Regions from separate parts of the Homo sapiens genome. Here region 1 is linked to region 2. Evidence: read pairs that join two places in POLR2A ChIA-PET (ENCODE). Cell type or tissue: OCI-LY7. All regions are shown on one strand. Each heading gives the region's core, and the rest is flanking DNA. Links, peaks and the distances in the headings are about the cores only.

What was found. Peaks named below come from ENCODE experiments on the same cell type or tissue, not always from the same donor. Only the 100,000 strongest peaks of a DNase experiment are listed, where the experiment ranks them.
Region 1: POLR2A ChIA-PET joins it to region 2 with 5 read pairs; 2 of 35 experiments call an interaction of 5 or more read pairs at or near these places.

What each region holds. Positions count from the first base shown.
Region 1 is chr13:51,390,191-51,401,724 of GRCh38, forward strand. INTS6 (integrator complex subunit 6) reads right to left here. Exons shown (of 18, transcript NM_012141.3): 5 at 5,110-5,293. Among named protein-coding and RNA genes, the nearest start is that of MIR5693, 47 kb to the left of the region's middle. In OCI-LY7, for the core only: no CTCF peak of the experiment used is centred there; a DNase peak (open chromatin) is centred at 6,381; H3K27ac peaks cover 566 bases.
Region 2 is chr13:51,698,836-51,710,369 of GRCh38, forward strand. WDFY2 (WD repeat and FYVE domain containing 2) reads left to right here. Exons shown (of 12, transcript NM_052950.4): 4 at 4,761-4,815. Among named protein-coding and RNA genes, the nearest start is that of DHRS12, 100 kb to the right of the region's middle. In OCI-LY7, for the core only: no CTCF peak of the experiment used is centred there; a DNase peak (open chromatin) is centred at 5,766; H3K4me3 peaks cover 1,119 bases; H3K27ac peaks cover 1,632 bases.

The sequences.
Region 1 (11,534 bases), core at 1,917-9,916, 310 kb before region 2:
TTTATATACTAGACACATGTAGCTATTGAGAACTTGAAATATAGCTAGTCTGAATTGAAATGTATAGTAAGTAAAATATACACCTGATTTTGTTGACTTAGTATGAAAAAATATAAAACATCTCATTAGTAATTTTAAAATATCAATCTCACACTGAAGTAATAAGGATATATTGATTTAAATAAAATATATTATTAAAATTAATTTCATCTATTTTTAATTTTTAAAGTGGCTACTATGAAATTTTTTATTACATATGAAATTTGAATCAGATTTCTATTATACAGTTCTGATCCAGACCAACACTAAAAACCTTGACAGCTAAAACTCAATCTTTGGCCAAATATTTTGCAACATTATTTGTAATAAGCTCAATATGATGCCCTACTCTTTTACACATTCAACCAATTATTTCACAACACAAGCTACATCATTACATTTGACACATCAAATTACTTATATCAACTTACACTTAACGTGATTTGTTAAAGGCTACTCAGAAAAGAGAACATTATAGACAATGGTGATTCAAATCCTCAAAGTCAGCTTTACTTAGAAAAAATAAATACAACAACTTAACTGTATAAAATAATGATGATTATAACCTTAACAAATATCTACCAATTACTGAGTATCTACGTGCCTGGCACTGTTCCAATCATTTTATGATTATTAATTTCTTTAATCTCAGCAACAATTGTATGGGTTATTTTCCCCATTTTACAAATGAGAACACTAAGGCACAGAGAGGCTAACTAACTTTTCCAAGTTAGTATAGTGATAGAGTTACAATTCAAACCCTTACAGTGTATCAGAAACTATTCTGGATATCCTTTGTCCCTTGGAAATCCTCTGTGAATTTGAAATCAGTACTTAAAATACAGCATCTATATGAAGTCATGCTTACTTGAAAGAATTGGTAAATTCAAATTTTTTTCTAAGTCAATTTAAGTATATACAAAAAGCAATCCATAAAAAGGCTAACCATCTTTACATGCAAAATATTAGAAGTTTACATAAAGGTTGAGTATCTTATTTCATGAAATTTAAGCATATTCCTAAGATGTCATTAAAAAGCAAAAATTTTAAAGTATATAAACTATGACAATTATCTTGCTCTCCTAAGTTGTGTCATCAATTAAGAAAACATAAGCAAATCAATCTTAACACGAAATAAAATTACTAATCAGTATATTTTACAAAAATTGGAGAAAAAGAATAAAATGAGTCATTTGGTAATAAAAATCTATTAATTATTTTAAAAGTTAAACAGAAATAGCAAATTTTGCTTTCTTTACAAAGTGAGCCTATATCCTCCGTAATGTTCCTCATGTGTACTTATTGTCTATGTCAAAACTTACTCCTTGGGATATACAACACTTTGTGCTAATGCATAAAGTTTCTAGGATCACTACTTGTATTTGTGAAAAAAGTTTTATTAGCACACACCTTCAAGTCAAGAAGCTGTCTCACTTTGGGTTATGTAGAGTCCACAAAAAAGTCAAACTAAATATAGTGAGTCTAAAGGCAGTATTAGCATCTTTGTCAAATAGAGAAGAAGCAAATGAACATTTCTAAGTTGGTCAATAGTCCTTACAGAGGCTAAGAAAGTTAAATGTATTTAATCTAGAAATATCTATAATTTTTATAAAATACTTAAAAAATTCTTGATATATTTAACAACATGTCTATTACACATTTTAAAATTTGCTATCATCCTTGCACCTCCCCTAAACCTGCTTCTCCCCAGTGTACCATCTCAGTCCTTGGCACAGCCATCCATCTCTAGTGGTTCGGACCAACTGAATCATCTGGGAACCATCCTGGATTGCTTCTTCCCTTATTGTCCTCATCCTTGGTTCTCTTTTGCATTAAGCCACCTCTCAGGACCTCCAAAGCTAGCATAGAACAAAGTACTACTACTAGTCTTCCTGCTTTCATTCTTGCCACTCTATATTCTCATCTAACAGGTGAAGTGGTATTTCAGAAATAGAAATCAGACGTCACCTCCCGTAAAAAGCCTTCAAAAGGCTTCACATCATACTTGGAATATAAAAATATATTTATTGTAGCCTAAAGAGCCATTCAATATTTGGCCTCTGCCTACCCTCTAAACCTAGCTATTACTCTATTCCCCGCTATGTAAGCTCCAGCCATGCCAGCCTTCCTGTTGCTTCCAAACATATAGAGAGCATGTCCCTTTCCTTGCCATTTCCTCAAAAAATATTTATTGTAGCCTAAAGAGCCATTCAATATTTGGCCCCTGCCTACCTCTCTAAACCTAGCTATTACTCTATTCCTCCCTATGTAAGCTCCAGCCATGCTAGCCTTCCTGTTGCTTCCAAATATATAGAGAGCATGTCCCTTTCCTTGCCATTTCCTCTGCCTAGATATTTGTGTAATTAACTCCATTATTCAGGTCTCTGCTTAAATGTTACCTCCTCAGACGAAAACTTAGGTAGAATATGCTTTCTCTGCCTTAAGTTAGTCTCCACTCCCTTACTCTGTTTTGTCTTCATAGTAGGTAGCACCCTACTATCTACTACAATAGTAGTAGGTAGTACTACTATAAAATATCATTTATTTATTTTCCATGATTATTATCTGTCACTCAGTACAAAGACATAAGCTTTCTATTGTTCCTGCTGTACTCCCAACACCCAGTAACAGTTATTTGGCATAGAGTGGGCACTCATTAATTACCTGATATCAAAAGAAAAATGCTTACAATGACTACAATTATGCAATTAAAAAAATACATAGAAAGAAATATATTATTATTTTGGCAATACAGATGAATTTTTTCCAACATTTCCTTAGTGAACATGAATTACTCCATAATGGGAAAAATAAATGTACACAAATACACACATAAACAACTAAATTTTTTTTTTTTTTTTTTTGTGAGACAGAGTCTCTCTCTGTCAGCCAGGCTGGAGTGCAGTGGTACGATCTCAGCTCACTGCAACTTCCACCTCCTGCGCTCAAGCAATTCTCCTGCCTCAGCCTCCCGAACAGCTGGGATTACAGGCGTGTGCCATCACGCCCAGCTAATTTTTGTATTTTTAGTAGAGACGGGGTTTCACCATGTTGGCCAGGCTGGTCTCAAACTCCTGACCTCAGGTAATCCGCCCACCTTGGCCTTCGAAAGTGCTGGGATTACAGGCATGAGCCACCGCGCCCGGCCAACCTTAAGTTTTAAAAATGCACAGGAATTGTTAGCAGTGATTACATATTTGGATAGTGCAATACCAGTGGGTATTATCTTTTTTGTTCTTTCTACTTTTCTGGTGTTCCCCAAAACTTTGTTTAGTGAACATCCTTTAAATTAAAAAAGAAAGGAAACACATTATTCAGAGATATGAAAAGATGAGTGACATTTGAGCGGCTTACTCTTATTGCTAGTAAGAGCATGAAAAGGGGCAAATAAACTATCACATCAGGAAGGATTCAGAATGTATATTTAGGGAAGACTTCCTAATTTCTTGACTAAGATTTCTGCATCATTGAAAGATATCACCAAGGATGACTTTGGAACTTCTCTAGAGATGTTCCTTTCAAAGAATAAGCAAAGTAGCTTTAATACATTACTGCCTAAAGGCAAGACTGCTACATGATGTCTCATGGTTCTTTTCAGACTCTTTGATTACACCACTCACTTGACTTCACACTCTGAATATTCCTGATCCTAGTGACAAAAGTTATAGTATATTTAAGTCCCAAAAGTTCATCATCATTCTAAGTTCAAACTAAGTAATTCCTAGTAAGGAATTTCCAATGTGAGAATGTTATAGCCTCCAAGCCTTTCAGAACCTGTTAAGTAAAATCCCCAGAGTTTAAAAAAAAAAAAAAATCAGAATTTTTAACAAGGGTGCCAGTTCAAAGCTGGAAACTAAAATTTCATGAATATAAATGTGCACCCTCCCACAGAAAAAAATACGACTGTCACTGAAAAATATTATCTATGTAACGAGAATTGTTCATTAATTTTCAAATGTAGATGACAGGTTATCCCTAAAAAAAATTACATATATGCCTTTTTTACCCTTTGTTAATTAAATTGTGAAGGCATTACGAAAGTTCACAAAAAGCATTTCTATAAAATGAAAGCATTTAATGACATGAATAACAGCTTTCTATCTATTTCACACACCTGTGTAAGGTTAATCCCTTTTTGTCTGTGAATTTTGCAGATTTCCAAAATCCATAGAATTTTAGAAAAAATGCACCTAAAATATTAATTAGAACTTACATTTTCTCTTATGTAGCTGGCTATGACGAATCTCATTAGCGCACCAACTGTGTCTGCAGATTATGTCACAGGCCCTTATCATAAGTAAAATAGTGGAATGCTAGACTTGCACATTTTAATATCAAATACAGAATTTGATATTAAAATTATTTTAATACAATTCTCAGGTGAGAACTGAAATGCTCCATGAAACCAAAAATGCCGTGTCTGTACTGACTACTGAATGCCAAAAGCATGGAACGATACTTGGTACACAGTAGGCACGCAATACATACCTATATGAAATTAATCCACCTGTTAGCCAATTCTATATTAAATGAGTTCTGAGTTGATTACATATTGTATTTCAAGATTTTCCTTGATGTTCACTTGGCATAGTACCTACCTAATCTGATGTATAAGTGAAACAGAAGCTGGATAAGACCTCACTATCTGTTTCCTTTAATCTATCAATCTCTTTGCCTCTGGGAAAAATTGCACTTAACCAAGCATACCTCATCAAATACACAGAGATGATTCTCAAGACTGTTTTTGCAAAAAATAATGCTATGGTACTTCTAAATCATTGGCAATCTTTGTAGATAAGAAAATTAGTTTAACAACTTCAAATAATAGCATTTTCTATACAAGTAGAAAAAATATTACCATTCCTTGTCATGTCCAATAGTAACCCACATTCTATTCAAATGAAGATCATAGACCATTAGCAATAAATGTACTATTAAAAGCATATATGCCTAATTCCTAATATTAACTTGTGAAATAAAAACAAACATGGAGCTTTTGAATGTACACTTTTAAAACATTCAGATAAAATCTGCTTTAAGTTACCAAATTACTGCCAGCAAAAAACTTACCGCCTGTCACTTCACACATTGGTGTGATTGCAGAGTCATCTAAAGGCACACCTGTCAACTGTTCTGATTCTACTGACATGGTGCCAGGCAACCGCAACACTAATGCAAAGAGTCTCTGATCCCAACGAAAAGGTTCCTTGGTCAATTCACTTCCAGGCAAAGGAGAATTAAGAGGTAAATGAAGCTGAAAGTAGGGGGGAAAAACAGTAATAAGAATTCCACAGACTATTTTTTCAAAAAGCCTACTTTAATTACACTTACGTTAGAACTGCATCAACTCTCCTATCACTTGAAAAACAAGCTCAAATATAAAAGCTTACTTGTTCAGACATAGCTAAAACAGCACATGATACTGTTTAATTTTCTTAAACTTACTTTGAAGATATAGACTGAAAAAAATCTGTATTGTTGGAATGAATTTCAGATTTAGACTCAATTAATTACTGGGTGCTGAATTGCTTCCAAATAAATAATTTCATTTAATCATTAAAACAACCCTGTGATAGATATGTTATTTTTCTTTTCTTTTCTTTTCTTTTTGAGGTTGCAGTGCAGAGGCACGATCTTGGCTCATTGCAACCTCTGCCTCCTGGGTTCAAGCAATTCTCCTGCCTCAGCCTCCCGAGTAGCTGGGATTACAGGTACGCAACACCACGCCCAGCTAATTTTTGTATTTTTAGTAGAGACAGAGTTTTGCCATGTTGACCAGGATGGTCTCAAACTCCCGATCTCAGGTGACCCACACGCCTCGGCCTCTCAAAGTGCTGGATTACAGGTGTGAGCCACCATGCCCGGTCTTATTATTTTCTAAATGTAAAAAAAAATAGACCTCAAAAAAATGATTTGGCCTCCTGTGTCCAGAGTCAGTACTTTTTTATTACACCACAGCAATCTCAAACATCTTTACAGCTCTTAATATTTTAAAATATGCTTCATTTTATATAAGATAAACAATCTCAAAGCATTTGTAGAAGAGTAAATTTTTGTCACTCTAATTACATTTTAAATGTAGTGATTCTTACCACATCTGAGTAAATGTAGAGAGGTTTGGGGGTTTTTGTATGTGTTGCATGTTTTATTAATAATAGATGTTTCTTCCCTTACACCTGCTAAGTTAGAATCTTTTCTGAGATTCTTAAGCATCTTAAAAAGTTTTAAATGACTATAATGGGCCCTTCTATACCAACAGAGTAACAGTGTACAAACAGAATCCACATATTCATCTCAGTATCACTCAATGAGGATGACCAGACACTATGTTTCTCATGACATGATGCAATACCACAACATCAACTATAAAGGATTCTTACCAAAAAAAAGAGGAAGAAAGAAAAGATTCGACCTGAATTGAATCAAGCCTTCGGTTCTAACTACCAGTTTGCAGGGAATAGTGGGGATATAGGATCAAGTTAAACACCAGCACAAGAGAGCAATCAGTCAAATCCAGAATGTGGAACATTATACAGGACAAATGACCTGGTTTCTCCAATAAATCAGTGGCATAAAAAAGCAAAGGGAAGGGAATCTGAAGAGTTAAAACTGTTATAAAAGAGGCAAAAGCGAAGATTTTTGAGACAATCAGGAAATTTCAAGATTATATTACTGGAATTGTTAATACTCTTTTAAGTGTGATAATGGTATTTAAGTATATGGTGCTTAGGAAAACCAAAATCCTTACCACTTACAAATTTTTTAAAAATAAAATCAAGACTCAGTTTAGGGCTTTTTTCTACAAATACTGGAGTATATTTTTATACAAAACATGCTTTAAAATGATCACTTCTAAATTAATTGTCATTTTTTATACTAATTTCTTCACAAAGCAAGACCTAATTGTATTGTGTACAGCCTTTCTAAATCTCACACAGAGAAGACTTCCAAACTTGATGGGGGTTGAAGTCATTCTACACTAAAATAGACTCAAGTTTCTTCATTGACTTACATCAAACCATTAAAAAAAGAAATCCAATTCTATTCTAGGAAGAGTTTTCCTAGTGAAGCTATGTTATACTGGCACCTCTCTTCAAAAGATTCATGCCATGAGAATATGCTGCAAGACTCCTTCATCAAGATCAGCCAAGATTTTGTGACTCTGGACAGAAGTCATGAGTTCTTTCTCTGGCACGTAAGGCAGAAGGCAGAAGCAACAGAGAAGGAATGCTGAAGAAATCTGGGCCAGCATATTCTCGAGGAAGGTTTCCCAGCCTCACAGGCTCTGTGACAATTGTAAACAGCTCAGGAGCTCCAGGCCCTTGCTGCTATTACCACACCCTGACAGAAGATAAATAAGCAAGCACTACTTACATCATCTCCTTTTACCCTTTAAACCACCTTTAAAGTATTTGGGAAACACAGCTACCAAGTACTTGGTCATTTTCTCTCTAATATCACAAAAATGTCAAAGCACCAGTGGTACTGCGTGAAGTTTCAACTGTTAATGCAGTTGCTTTGCAGAATAATGGATAGATACATGGAACTGTCTTGAGAATGTGGGGGAAAACAGGCACTGCGCGGACCACACACACACACACACATGCACACACACAAACTAATCATGTAATGATGAGCATCTGCAACGCAGACAATATAAAATGAAATAAATGGCCTTTGGCTGTACAATGCTGAATCTAGAATGAATTTCAAATGTAAAAAAAAAACCCCAGCAAGGTTCACAAGCATATTCTAAGCATTTTACACATAGCTATATCAATTTTATAAACTTTAGGCAAATTTTTATTTATTTTTCTATTGCTTCTCATTTCTCCCTCTGCAAATCACCACCAACCTCCCAAAACCAAAAAAGGGGAAAATCCGCTATAGTTTAAATGAATTAGTAAAATAAGGAGTAATGGCAGGCAAATAGAAACAGGAAAAAGATTAAAATCTGAAGGAAAAATCTCAGGAGGATTGACTTACTCCAGGTTTAAAGTTTACAGGTGAAATTCCAGTAATGTCTTAAAAATCAAAGGGGGTGGGGAGGTCTTCCTGAATATATGGACTTTGAGAATCAAGGAAAATTGCACATAAATGAAGAAAAATATAAAGTTAGTCACTAGAAAAATATGCAATAAAAATAGACAATTCCCAAAAGCAAAAAATGGGCAATAGATAAGGATACCTAAAAGGAAATCCATATGACCTATAAACATGTAGGAAGATGATGAAATACACTAGTTAACAGATAACACAAATTAAAATATTGATATCATTTCACAATAAGATTAGCAAAAATTTTTTAAATTTGACAATACCAAGTGATGACAAGAATATAAAGCAATAGGAACTCTCCAATACTTCTGGTGAGCCTATAATTATACTACCATTTGGAGAACAATTGGATAGTATCTGATAAAGCTAAACATGAGCATACCCTAAAACTCAACAATGCCAACTCCTAGAAGAACTCTCATATTATTTGTATAAGATGTTTAAAAAAAAAAAAAAAAGCAATTGACTACAGCATTATTTGAAACAGAGGAAAACGGGAAACAATTTAGAAGTCCAATAAGGGAATCAATAAATAAGCTGCAGTCTGTTCACACACCACATCTGAAATGAATAAACTAGAACTCTTAACATCCAACATGGATAGATCTCAAAACAATGTTTTTTGGGTAATATAACATACATACATATAAGAACATATATCCAGAAAGCACAGCCTAACAAATTTTCACAAGTTGAATGCCTTTGTGTAACTAAAATTTGTATCAAGAAAGATAACTTTACTAACTTATGCCCCTCCCCAACTGACTAGTTTTGCCTGATTTTGAACTTTATAAAAATGGAGTATTGTCTCTTTGGTTTATGGCTTCTTTCATCATTGTAAAGGTAAGAATCACCTATACTGCTACATACAATGGTAGATCGTTCATTCCTATTGCCATATTGTTTATCTGTATATCATAATTAGTTTTATTTTTTAGAGACAAGCTCTTGTTCTGTCACCCAGGCTGGAATGCAGTCACATGGTCATAGTTCACTGCACCCTCAAACTCCTAGACTCAAGAGATCTTCCTGCCTCAGCCTCCCAAGTAGGTAGGACTACAGGCACGTGCCACCACACTCAGCTCACTTTTTAATATTTTGTAGAGAAGGGATCTTCACCAGTCTGGCCTCAAACTCCGTAATTATCCTTTTGAATTGTTTGGGTATGTTATGAATAGTGTAACTATGAAATTACAGTACATGTATTTGTGGAAAATATATGTATGCATTTCTGTTGAGTATATACCTAGTTGTGGAATTGCTGGATATGAATATGTTTACTTTCATCAGATACTGCCAGTTTTCCAAAGTGGTTATACCAATTTATACTCCTACTAGCAGCGTATAACAGAACCAGTTGCTCTGTATCTCCTTCATCAACACTTAGTTTTGGCTGTCTTTTTCATGTTAGCCATTGTGGGTGTGTGTGTGTGTGCGTGTGTGTGCGTGTGTGTAGTGGGGTGGGGTTTTAATTTCCCTGATGTTTATGGAAGTGGAATACCTTTTCATACGCTTATTGGCCATTTCAACGTGCTCTTTTGTGAAGTGACTATTAAAGTCTTCTGCTTATTATTTTTAATTGGGTTGTCTAGCTTTCTCTTATTGATTTGGAGGATTGTTAATCTATTCCAGATGTCTTTTATTGCAGGGATCCCCAAGTCTGTGGCCTGTTAAGGAATGGGGCCACACAGCAGGAAGTGAGCAGTGGGCAAGCAAGCATTACTGCCTGAGCTCCACCTCCTGTCAGATCAGCAGTGGCATTAGATTCTCATAGGAGCATGAACCCTATTGTGAACTGCACATGCAAGGAATCTAGGTTGTGCGCTCCTTATTTGAGAATCTAAATAATGCCTGATAATCTGAGGTGGAACAGTTTCATTCCAAAACCATACCCACCCATGTCCACAGAAGAACTGTCTTTCTTCCAGGAAACCAGTCCCTGGTGCCAAAAAGGTTGGGGACAGCTGCTTTATTGGATACATTATAGTATTGCAAATATCTTCTACTCTGTTACCTCTTCCATTATTTTAGTGGTATCTTTTGATAAACAGAAGTTATCTAAATATATTTTTCCTTTCACAGTTAGTGCTTTTTGTTTCCTCATAGATAATGAAGATGCTCTCCCATGTTTTCTTCTAAAAGCTTATTATTTTCCCACTTAAAATCAAACCTGAAATACATCTGAAATTGAGTTTGGAGTATGGTCCAAAATAGGGGCAAAGATACATTTTTTTTCCCAAATGGATATCCAATTGATACAGGCCATCCTTTCTATGCTGCACTAGAATGTCACCTCTTTCTTATATCGGGTGACTGTACACGTGGTAGTCTATTTCTGTGTCAAAAACAGTATTACATGGAAGGAAAAAAAGGCAAGATGCAAAATGATGCACAGAATAGCATCTCTACACATTGTTAAAAGTAAACAATGTTTAGAATAGTTTTAGATATGTGTAGTAAAAATAAGAAAATGTGGACTAAATGACTATAAATCAAATTTGCAATTGTTGATTACGGGAAGGGAAAGAGGGAGGAAAGTGACACTGAGTAGGGGAACAAGGGAGACTACACACTATCAATCTGCAATGTTCTGTTTCACTTATTAAATTTTTTAAAATCCAAAACAAAAAGAACAAGGCAAATATGGCAGAAACTTTTATATTCCTTATTCTTATCCAAAGTACTGAAACATATTAATATGAAGATAATTGTCAAAAGCCAGTAAATTATTCAAGTAGTTATCTGTACCTCTTTTCCAATAATGTCATTATTTTATACAAAACCAAAGACAAGAAAACTTCCTATATGCCTCAACTGAACAAGAGAAAGATTAAGTACAGTAATTACTAACTCCAAAGCTCAGACATTTGTAAGGACCCCTAACAAAGAGTTATTCTTGATCAGCCATTAAAATACACTGCAAGAAGGTAGACTACTTCCTGAAAACTATATATGCATTCACTCATCATTTTTTATGTACCTACCAAATATTAGGTATGTTTAGGCTCTGAGGATTTAAAGATAAATAATAAAATACACCCAGTACTTTAAGAGTTCTAAACAGAAGGATCATGTTCCTGAAGGAATCTGTTTCAGAGCTGTATTTAACAGAAAGAAGAAAACTGAGAATCACAGTACTAGCTAACAAGATATTTAATAGGATTTTTATTTCTGAACACTGGATGGGATAAGAGTTTCATAAGAGCTGTTTTCTGAGAGTTAATCCCAAGAAACTCTAGTATGAGTATTCAAATGGAAGTGTCTGAACTAATGATGCTTTAAAAAATATAGCCATTAATAACAATAATACTTTTATAGTGGTTACTATTAGAAGGCGCAAGTTATTCTAAACCCGTTATATATATTAATTCATTTAACCCACAAAATAAACATATGAGATAGGCACTATTATAGTCCTCATTTACAAACAACAAACA
Region 2 (11,534 bases), core at 1,368-9,367:
TACGAAAGATTTGATAAAATTCAAAGGCAGACTATTAGGAGAGAAAATACTGTCAATTCACATATTAAACAAAGGATAACTATCCCTAATAATCAAAGAATTTCTACAATTTAGTAAGACAGTTACAAATGCAATAGACAAAAAGAACCAAAGGATATGCCTGGACCACATCATATATACTGCCTCAGATTTTCTTGATTGTACTTGTTTCCTGGGCTCTCTTGGCACCTTGTTCCACCCTGAGGCCAAAGCCCAGAGGATCTGGTTCCCCTGCTACTTCTGAATTACATGAAGCACAGCTCTGCAAGGCCACAGATCTGACTTCCCCAGTGGCTGCAACAGGGCTAGGTGGTACAACTTTCTACACGGAGGGAGAAATTAGATTCATGTGGAGCTATGATTAAAATGCAAAGGGATATGGGAGACAGCTGGCAGATAAATTCCCTCTCCATCCCTTCCTTCAGTGGATTTTTCCAAAACCTGGTGTTTCACTTCTGTCTGTCCAGAGACTTCCTGAATGCTGGAGAAGCAGCTGGGCATCTTGTGAAACTCAGGCGAGCTTGGTAATGCATCACCGTCTTTCTCCGCTTTGCTTTGCTTTACCCTCACTGCTGCCGATATTGCACCTTCAAATAAAGCATTAGACTTACGCTTTGCTTCACGCTGTTTTTCAGAGAACCAGGCTACAGCAGAATTTGAACAGAAAATTCATAAAACAAGAAATGAATGAAAATAGCCAATAACCAAAAAGTTATCCAGCTCATAGTGTAATGAACATAAACCACAATGAGATACCCTCTTGTTTCACACATCAGTTTGGCAAAAATTGAAAAGATGAATAGTGTCCAATGCTGATAAGATGTGGGAAAATAAGCTGTCAAATGAAGATGGGGGTAGGTGAGAGAGTGCATGGCTGCATGCTTCCTGGAAAGTAATCTAGCGGTGTTTATTAAGACATTAAATGTACATAATATTTGAGCCAGCATATCTTCTACATAGACATTAGTTCATATGGATATACTTGCAAAGACCTTTCTCAAAGTATTGCTATAATTGTAAATTATAGCAGACAAATGGAATGTCCACTTAAAATGTGAAGTACTTGAATAAAGTTTGGCATATCCATTTTATGGAATATTATACAGCCATCAGAAAGAATAAGTTAGAACTACGTGCTTCTGGAAAATAGTGCTCTGCTGTATTTTGGGTGAAAACAGAAAGTTACAGAATAATATCTATAATGTGATCCTGTTTTTATACAACAAAAAAAGTATATATGTTCATATATGTTTGTATAAGGGTTTAAAAAAAAGACATGGAGGGATACGCCAGACCGTTAACATTGGTTGCCTCACAAGGGTGAGATTGAAGGTGAAGACAGTTGTTAGCTTTTTGCTTGTATATCCTATATTGTTTGATGTATTACAGTGAGCATTAAAAACTAAGTGATAGATGGGTGGACAGCTGAATGGAAAGAAGGAAGGATAGAAATAATAAAAAAAGAAGGAATAGAAACTATTTTATCCAAAATATTTCAAATGTGTATATCTTTGATCTAATTTCTTTTGAACTTTGGTTGGTCAATCCTAACAAAGTAATTGCAGCCAAACCTTTACATTTTAATTGTTCGTGAGTATTAACAGATAAAATCTTTTAAAAACTCAATTTGGCCATGTCTATCAAAATTTCAATGGTCATACTCTCTGATCCAACAATTCTTCTCGGACTTTTATTTTATAGAAATACTGCTGGAGACATATAAAGATATAATGCATTTAATGTAATATTTTCAGTAAGGAAAACTAGAAACAAAGATTCATCAATAAAGGAATATTAAAGTAATATTATGGTCAGGCGTGGTGGCTCATGCCTGTAATCCCAGCACTTTGGGAGGCTGAGACAGGCAGATCACCTGAGGTCGGGGGTTCAAGACCAGCCTGACCAACATGGGGAAACCCTGTCTCTACTAAAAATACAATAAATTAGCCAGGCGTGGTGGCGCATGCCTGTAATCCCAACTACTCGGGAGGCTGAGGTAGGAGAATCGCTTGAACCCAGGAGGCGGAGGTTGCGGTGGGCCAAGATCGCACCATTGCACTCCAGCCTGGGCAACAAGAGCGAAGCTCTGTCTCAAAAAAAAGAATGTTATACTACATCCTATACAGTCATCAAAAAGAATGAAGTTGATGAGTATGTACTCATGTGGAATTGCATGCATGAACTGTGAAAAGAAAACAGCATTGCCAAGTAGTTTTAATGTTTTGTTTTATTATACATTATTACAACTGTACGTTCCATAATACTTATCTTTGAGAAATGGTATCACAAGGGATTTTTAGTGTTTATTTTTCTTACATTTCTTAGAGTAGTATATTGTGTTTCTATGATCAAAAAAGTAATAACAAGGCTGGGTGTGGTGGCTCACGCCTGTAATCCCAGCACTTTGGGAACCCGAGGCAGGCGGATCACGAGGTCAGGAGTTCCAGACCAGCCTGACCAACATGGTGAAACCCTGTTTCCACTAAAAATACAAAAATTAGCCAGGCATGGTGGCATGTACCTGTAGTCTCAGCTACTCAGGAGGCTGAGGCAGGAGAATCACTTGAACCCAGGAGGTGGAGGTTGCAGTGAGCCAAGATCACGCCACTGCACTCCAGCCTGGGTGACAGAGCAAGATTCCATCTCAAAAAAAAAAAAAAAAAAAGTAATAACAAAAGCTGACAAAATCTAAATTTTCTCCATAATTATATGTTTTTATTATCATAGGAAAAATAAATGACCAAGAAATTAGGTTTACCAATGCAGTGAACTGGTAATTTTATTTTTAATGTATATATTAAATCCTAAATGCAAACCTCTATTACGTTGTGTTATTTTATACCTTACATTGTTTTGAAAGGAATTGAGGTATCTTTTGACCAGGTCAGAGAACCATTTCAGTATATTCAAAATAATATGAACAATATGAACTCAGAAAACACTTGGCCAGATAACAATTGTCTTCAATAAATTTATTTGTGTATGTGTCACGATATTTGGGACCCTGTAAAGTTGGGGGTCAGGGTCAAGGTCCTGTTGCCTGTGATTAAAAGTTGCTAGTGAATTGTTGCTTAGGCACCTCCCAGGTTTCCTTACCCACACTATAAGCACTTTATAGGCCAGCTACTTTACTTCTTTAAAAATTAGTCTGCTCTGGCCAGGTGCGGTGGTGCACACCTGTAATCCCAGCACTTTGGGAGGCCGAGGTGGGCGGATCACCTGAGGTCAGGAGTTCAAGACCAGCCTGGCCAACATGGTGGAACCCCATGTCTACTAAAAATACCAAAATTAGCTGCACATGGTGGCATGCACCTATAATCCCAGCTACTAGGGAGGCTGAGGCAGGAGAATTACTTGAACCTGGGAGGCAGAGGTTGCAGTGAGCCAGGATCGCGCCACTGCACTCCAACCAGGCAACAGAGCAAGACTCTGTCAAAAAAAAAAAAGAAAAAAAATTAGTCTGCTGTGTCCAATTGTAGGTCTAACTCTTCCAAAACAAGAAGTGGATGTAGTGCCACTCCTTGAAGAAATAATGATATGAATTTTTAAAGTGACAAGTTGAATAATGTTATTACTGAGAAAATCATGGTGAAGAAAATTCATTTGTAGATAAGCTTCTTAAAGGGGGCTGGAATGGAAAAATGAATAAGCAAAGGAACTTTATTGCTTTGTATATTCTCTCACATCATCTCCTACTTTACCTTTGTGATGTTTATCACAATAAAATAATATTTCCTTCTAAAAAATTACACAAACTGCTAAACTCAGGAAGACCCGGATAGCAAGTAAGGCATTTAGGTGTCTGTCTTCCCATCCCCCTTTTTTTAAGTTATCAAAGAAAAATCCTGTATGCTTCCAAATATTTTGAAAAGATTAATTGCGTTGTTTCTAAACTCAGATGAAGGCATCAATTTATTATACTTTGCAGCTTTCCTTATGTTTTATAATATACTCTTAAAGAATACCTGGATATTTTGCTTTTGAATGAAGTCTAAGGACTCAAAACCTGGCTGGATCTCATAAACAATCAGCTTCTACATACAGGTCACTGTATACGCAGATGCATGGGTGAAACAACAGACACTTATGTGTCCCCACCAAGGGTATATATAATGCGCGATACAGAAACTGATTTTTTCAGTAAATTTGACATTCAGACTAATCTCATTACATTGAGAAGTGCTTTTGTGTGACCATTATTAATTACCTACTGTGCCAAGGTACTGTGCCCGGTGTCCTGGGGATACAGGGATGAGTAAGATGCAACCTTCAGATGCTTATAGTAAGTAAGGGGAAATAAATTACTAATCTTAGAAAAATAATCTTTAAAATATCTAATTTATTTCTTTAGCAGAAATGCTATCCATTTCCTTACTGGTTAGAGCCTTGCAAATTTTTAGCTGTGGCACCCTTGAAAGAAAAATATTTTGAATTAGGTTTATCTTCAGAATCGACCGGTATCAAGATGCTGAACTGATCTGGTTTTCTTCTTGTGCATACACAAAAAGTCAACACTTATAAGGTAAAATTATGATAACTGCATTGGATCATAATTTTGATTGTTACTTTTAAAAGGGTACAAAAATTCTGAGTTGATGGGCAAAATACTAATGTTGGATGTAATCGTCATGACAATTCGCTTTATTCAGTCTGGTTTTACCAAATATAGTCATTCACTTAAAGAATTTATTTTTGTTTAATAGTTTTCTTTTCTTTTACAGGAGTTTATATTGTCAGAAGATTATAACAAGATGACTCCTGTGAAAAACTATCAAGGTAGGGAGTGAGAGGAGTACCTTCATTACCCAGATTCTAAAATACTTCTTGGTGGTTTTCACTGCCACAAGAGAATACATACTTTACAATCATCAGGGAAACAAAACAGAGCAACCTTTTGAGTGAGTGTTATCCCTGTGTTTTGAATTAAGAAACTGAGGCCCAATGAGGTTGGGTGGCTTGCCTGGGGTTCTAATTAAGTGCAGAGCCAGATCAGGTCAGCTTGACTCCCAAACCCACAGCCTTTGTCTTCCTACTATACCATGCTGCTTTTCAACGTACAGCAGGTTTAGAAAGTGGGTCCAGTAAAAAGCTGCCTTAATAGGACTCATCTTGTATTTGGTTAAATGTTTTAAAAGTGCTCAGAGTGTGTTGTCCAAGGGGAAGAATTGTGGTTTTATCATGTCTTCAACATTGACAGGCCATCTGACAACAATTTTTGGAAGGGATTTCTTTATTCAGACTAACAATGTTGTGGAACCAGAAAGTTTGAGGTAGACCTTTTAACACTTAGAGGTCATTTCCTCCAATTCTCTTGACTCGCCTTTAATGAGAGGATGATCATCCAGCCTCTACTTTAGTACCTCCAGAGACACAGGAACCATTGTGATTTTGGAAAATTCTAAGCATTAAGTTCTTTATTTTAAAATTTGGAGCTAAAATTTATTTCTCTTTATTCTTTAATTTTCTCACATATCATTCATCAAATATTTATTGAGTGTCTATTGTGTTCTGGTAACAGAATTGTAATAGTGAACCAGACATGTATAGTGTCTGTGCATAAGCAGTTTATAATCATGGAGAGGATACGGATGGTAAGCAGGCCATTAAAACATTGTGTGATAAGTGATAAATGTTCCTCTATTGGTGTTTGCTTAGCCTGTTGGACCTACAGAAACTGAGTACAATCTCTCTTACACATGACAATCTTTCAGTTATTTTAAAACAGCAGTGAAAGTTTCTGCCCCTTCCCTTCTGTCTCCTGTTTCAATCTTGAGTGTTCTGCTCTCACTTCTCTTTTCCAGCCTATATATTTTACATCTGTAATTTTTATTTTAAGTTACCTGAGCCTTTATTCTTTAAAACAGTTTTTACATGTATCCTATAAATATATGCAATTATTATTTATCAAGTTTTAAAAATACATTACTTAAAAAAATTTTTTTAATTGGCTTGGTCACATATTTGGGATATCATATGGTACCTTTAAGACCATTTGAAAATATGATACCCTGTGGTAGGTAACCTTTAAGATGGTTCCTAATGATCATTGCCTCCTGGAATTTACCCTGTACCTCCAGTGTGGGCTAGACCTAGAATATGGCAAGTGATGGATATCACTTCTGAGATTAGGTTACAAAGATACCAAAACTTCCACCTTGTTTGCCCACTCTGTGCTTTTGTGTGCTTGCTCTGATGAAAGCCAGCTGCCATGTTGTGAGCTGCCCTGTGGAGAAGCCCACGTGCTGAGGAACTGAGGGAGGCCTTGTCAACAGCCAGTAAGGGACTGACACCCTAGTTTAATAGCCCACAAGGAACTGAATCCAGCCAGTACTATGTAAGAGAGTTCGGAAGCAGATTCTCCCCATCAAGGTTTCAGATGAGACTACAGTTCCATTCCACACCTTGATTCCATCCTGTGAGAGACTTTTTGACAGAGGCATGCAGCTAAACTGCACCAATACTTCAGACTCTGAGATAATTAACATTTACTGTTTTAAGGCACTAAGTTTTGGGGTAATCTGTTACACAGCAATAGGTAACTAATACATCCATGTAATCTGATAAGTACAAAATTATATTTCCCTTCTCTCTTTTCCTGAGCACTGTTCTTATATAGGGTGAATTTCTGGCAGCCATGTGGAGCAATCAACTCAAGCTCCTCCACAGTTCTCACTTGAATTGTTTGTTTTTTTCTTTGTTTTTTTTTTTAATTTTTAATTTTTATGGGTAGATAGTAGGTATATATATTTGTGGGGTATATGTGACATTTTGATAGAGGCATGAAATACACAATAATCACGTAAGGGTAGATGGGGTATCTGTCGCCTCAAGTATTTATCCTTCATGTCACCAACAATCCAATTATACTCTTTTAGTTATTTTAAAATGTATTGAGTTATTTTAAAGCTATATCTTCAGTACTTTTGAAGCTGTTTCTTGTTTTTATTTTTGTTTTTAGCCTAAATGCTGGACTTTACATCCTGTTATTCACAATCTCATTTTATTTAGCCCATCACCTCAGCTTACCAAGATATTTAGAAATCCCAGTTGTCATTAAATATATTAATTTCTGACTAATTTTGTGTTTTTCTTAAATGTATAAGCATAACATGCCATTTCCTATGTCTTTGTTAAAATAATGTTTGGCCTCACAGGTATAAGTATAATGAGCATATCACTAGAAACTTCTCTTCATATGCCATTATTCTTTGAGTCTCTTAATATTTCATATAAGTTCATTTTATCTACAGAGGATTACAAAAAATTGATAACTAGAGTACTATGGAAACCTATTCTCCACAAATTCCTGGAGATAATGATAAAGTGACACTTCGTGTTGTTTTTGTCATTCTTCTTAATACAATACTAGGCTCATGGGAGATACAAATAAAAAAATTTCTATGAGCCAGAACCAAAGAGAGAACTAAAACTCAGAGTGATACACATATAATCTGTCATTGCAGCTGTCTTGGGGAGATGGAGAACCAGTAAGAGATAGATACTTGTGTATGAACATGCACTTGGGGACAAGAAATAAGGCCTAGGGCCTGAGTGAGATGAAAAATTGGAACTGAGATTTCCATAAAAGGCTGAATCTCATAAAGGACTGTACCCCCATAAAAAGAGGAACAAGACTTTCCACTAATTGGCCCTGAAGACTACAAGGAAATTTATTCCTGACCCCAACTCTGGATAGAGGATGGAATTTTACCTCGATAAATCAAAACCTGAACTGAAAACTTTTGAGTTTGGAATATAAATTTTAACCAGTTATAACATGCTGGAACTCCATGTTAAGAAATTAACATAAAGTTGGTCCTTGGCCCATAAGACCCCACGGTTACTTGCTAGAAATCAATGCAAGCTCTTTTCAGTTAGACGAATTTCACAAAGGCCCTACAACAAAAACAAGCACTGCTTAAGATGAATTCTTCATTTTTTTTAAATTGTAAAACTAACAAGCAATCAATCCACCATGAGTAAATATTAGCAGATATCACAAACGGGATGATTGGAGTACCAAGAATCTTAGATAATGATCAACAAAGCAAAAGAAGCCATAACATAATATGTTAAATGATTGAAGAAAAAAGTTTCAGGAACAACAAGGAAATAAAACGATTATGGAAAAAACAGGAAGATTTTTAAGAGAACCAAATAGAACTTTTAGATAGGAAAATATAGTCATTGAAATAAAAAATCAGTGGGTAGAATATTAGACACAGACAGATTAGTGGAGTGGCAGATGGATTTGATGTCTATGGAACAACATTTTTAAAGTTCTTTTTTTGGGGGGCAGCAGGGAGACAGGGTCTCAATCAGTTGCCCAGGCTAGAGTGCAGTGGTGTGATCTCAACTCACTGCAACCTCTGGCTCCTGGGCTCAAGCAGTCCTCCTGCCTCACCTCCCAAGTAGCTGGGACTACAGGCGTATGCCACCACACCTGGCTAAGTTTTATGTTTTTTGTAGAGATGAGGTTTTGCCATGTTGCCCAGGCTGGTCTCGAACTCCTAAGCTCAAGCAATCCACCAACCTTGGCCTCCCAAAGTACTGTGATTACAGGCAAGAACCACTGTGCCAGCACATTTTTAAAGTTCTAAAAGAAGAAAAAACTTCCAACATAGAATTATATACCCAGAGAAAGTATCTTTCAAAAACTTAAGTAAAATAAGCATTTTTTTGGACACACAAAAACAGAAAGAATTCATCATTCATAGACCTTCACTAAATGAAATGTTAAAGGAAGTCCTTCAGGGAAAAAGAAAGTGATGCCAAAAGAAACTATGTGTCTACTCAAAAGAAAGAACAGTATTAAAAATGGGAACTGAAAGGTTTTTTTCATATGTTGTATGAATCTCTTTAAAAGACAATTGACTTTAAGTAAAGACAAAGTAGCAAGGGGTTAATAATATATGTAAATTAAAATGTGCAACAATAACACAAAGATCAGGAGAAATGGAAGTATACTATTGTAGGTTCTAGAATGCTATACACAAAGAGGTATAATAGCACTTGGGGAAAGACCATGGTAAGTTAAAGATATATACTATTAACCCTAAAACAACTTTTTTTTTTTTTTTTTTTTTTTTTTTTTTTTGGAGACTGAGTCTTGCTCTGTCACCCAGGCTGGAGTGAAGTGGCACAAACAATTGTGGGCACACCCCAGGTTCAAGTAGTTCTCCTGCCTCAGCCTCCCAACTAGCTGGGATTACAGGCACCCGCCACCACACCCAGCTAATATTTGCGATCCACCTGCCTTGGCTTCCCAAAGTGCTGGGATTACAGGCGTGAGCCACCACTCCTGGCCCAAAGCAACTATTAAAATAACAAATTGAGGACCAGGGACAGCAGCTGACAGCTGTGATCCTAGCACTTTGGGAAGCTGAGGTGGAGGATCCTTTCAGCCCAGGAGTTTGAGACCAGCCTGGGCAACACAGCAAGACCCCATCTCTAAAAAAAAAAAAAAAATACCAATTAGCCTGTAGTCTCAGCTACTAGGGAGGCTAAGGTGGGAGGGTTGCTTCAATCCAGGGGTTTGAAGTTACAGTGAGCTGTGCCTGCACCATTGTACTCTACCCTGGGTAACAGAGCAAGACCCTGTCTCTAAATAATAGAATAAAATAAAAATAAACAGCAAATCAAAAAATGACAGCTAATAGGCAAACCAAGGAGATAAAGTAGAATCATATAGTAATTCCCAATTAATTAAAAAAAAAAAGCAGACTAAGAGGAAAAAAGGGGTAAAGAACGGGTGGAAAAATATAAAACAACACAGTAATAGATGTAAACCTCACAATGTCAGTAATCACATTAAAAATAAATGATCTAAAGGCAATTAAAAGGCAGTTAGTATCAGACTGAGTGAAAGGTGAGACCCAAGTATAAACTATAAGAAGTGTGTTTTACATATAAAGACACCAATAGCTTAAAAGTAAAAGGAAGGAAGATGATATACAATGAGAATACTAGTCAAAAGAAAACTGGAGTGACTTTTTAAATATATCAAAGTAGATTTCAGAGCAAAGAACATTACCAGGGATAAAGAAGGTATCATGAGGGCCAGTCTGCCAGAAGACCATAACACTCGTAAATGTTTATGCATCTAATAACATGGTTTTGAAATATGTGACCCCAAAACTGATGAAACTTTAGGGAGAAATAGATACAAGTTATAGATAGAAATTTTAATATTTTCAATAATTTATTGAAGATATTAATTGATAGAATAAGTAGGCAGAGAATCAGTAAAGTACAGCAGACTTGAACAAAACAGTCAACAAACTTGCTCTCATTGACATCTGTAGAACATTCTATCCAACTAAAGTTTGTTTTATTTATACATTATTTTCAAGTACGTGGAGAAATATTTATCAAGACAGACAATATTCTAGGCCATAAAATAAATCTCAGTAAATTTGGAAGGATTTAAGTCATGCAAAGTATGTTCTCTGATCAAAATGGAATTGAAGTAGGAATTAATAACAGAAAAATCTCTGGGACAGGTGCAGTGGTTCACACCTGTTAACCCAATGCTTCCGGAGGTGGGAGGATCACTTGGGATCAGGAGTTGAAGCCTGGGGAACATAGCAAGATGCTGTTTCTATTTAAAAAATTGAAAAATTGATCTTTTTTGAAAAGATCAACAAAATTGATAGACCACTAGCAAAACTAATAAAGAGGAAAAGAGAGAAGAATCAAATAGATGCAATAAAAAATGATAAAGGGGATATCACCACCGATCCCACAGAAATACAAACTACCATCAGAGAATACTATCAACACCTCTATGCAAATAAACTAGAAAATCTAGAAGAAATGGATACATTCCTGGACACATACACCCTCCCAAGACTAAACTAGGAAGAAGTTGAATCCCTGAATAGACCAATAACAGGTTCTGAAACTGAGGCAATAATTAATAGGCTACCAACCAAAAAAAGTCCAGGACCAGACGGATTCACAGCCGAATTCTACCAGAGATACAAAGAGGAGCTGGTACCATTCCTTCTGAAACTATTCCAATCAATAGAAAAAGAGGGAATCCTCCCCAATTCATTTTATGAGGCCAGCATCATCCTGATACCAAAGCCTGGCAGAGACACAACAAAAAAAAAGAGAATTTTAGACCAATATCCCTGATGAACATCAGTGCAAAAATCCTCAATAAAATACTGGCAAACCGAATCCAGCAGCATATCAAAAAGCTTATCCACCACGATCAAGTAGGCTTCATCCCTGGGATGCAAGGCTGGTTCAACATACGCAAATCAATAAACGTAATCCATCATATAAACAGAACCAAAGACAAAACCCACATGATTATCTCAATAGATGCAGAAAAGGCCTTTGACAAAATTCAGTAGCCCTTCATGCTAAAAACTCTCAATAAACTAGGTATTGATGGGACGTATCTCAAAATAATAAGAGCTATTTATGACAAACCCACAGCCAATATCATACTGAATGGGCAAAAACTGGAAGCATTCCCTTTGAAA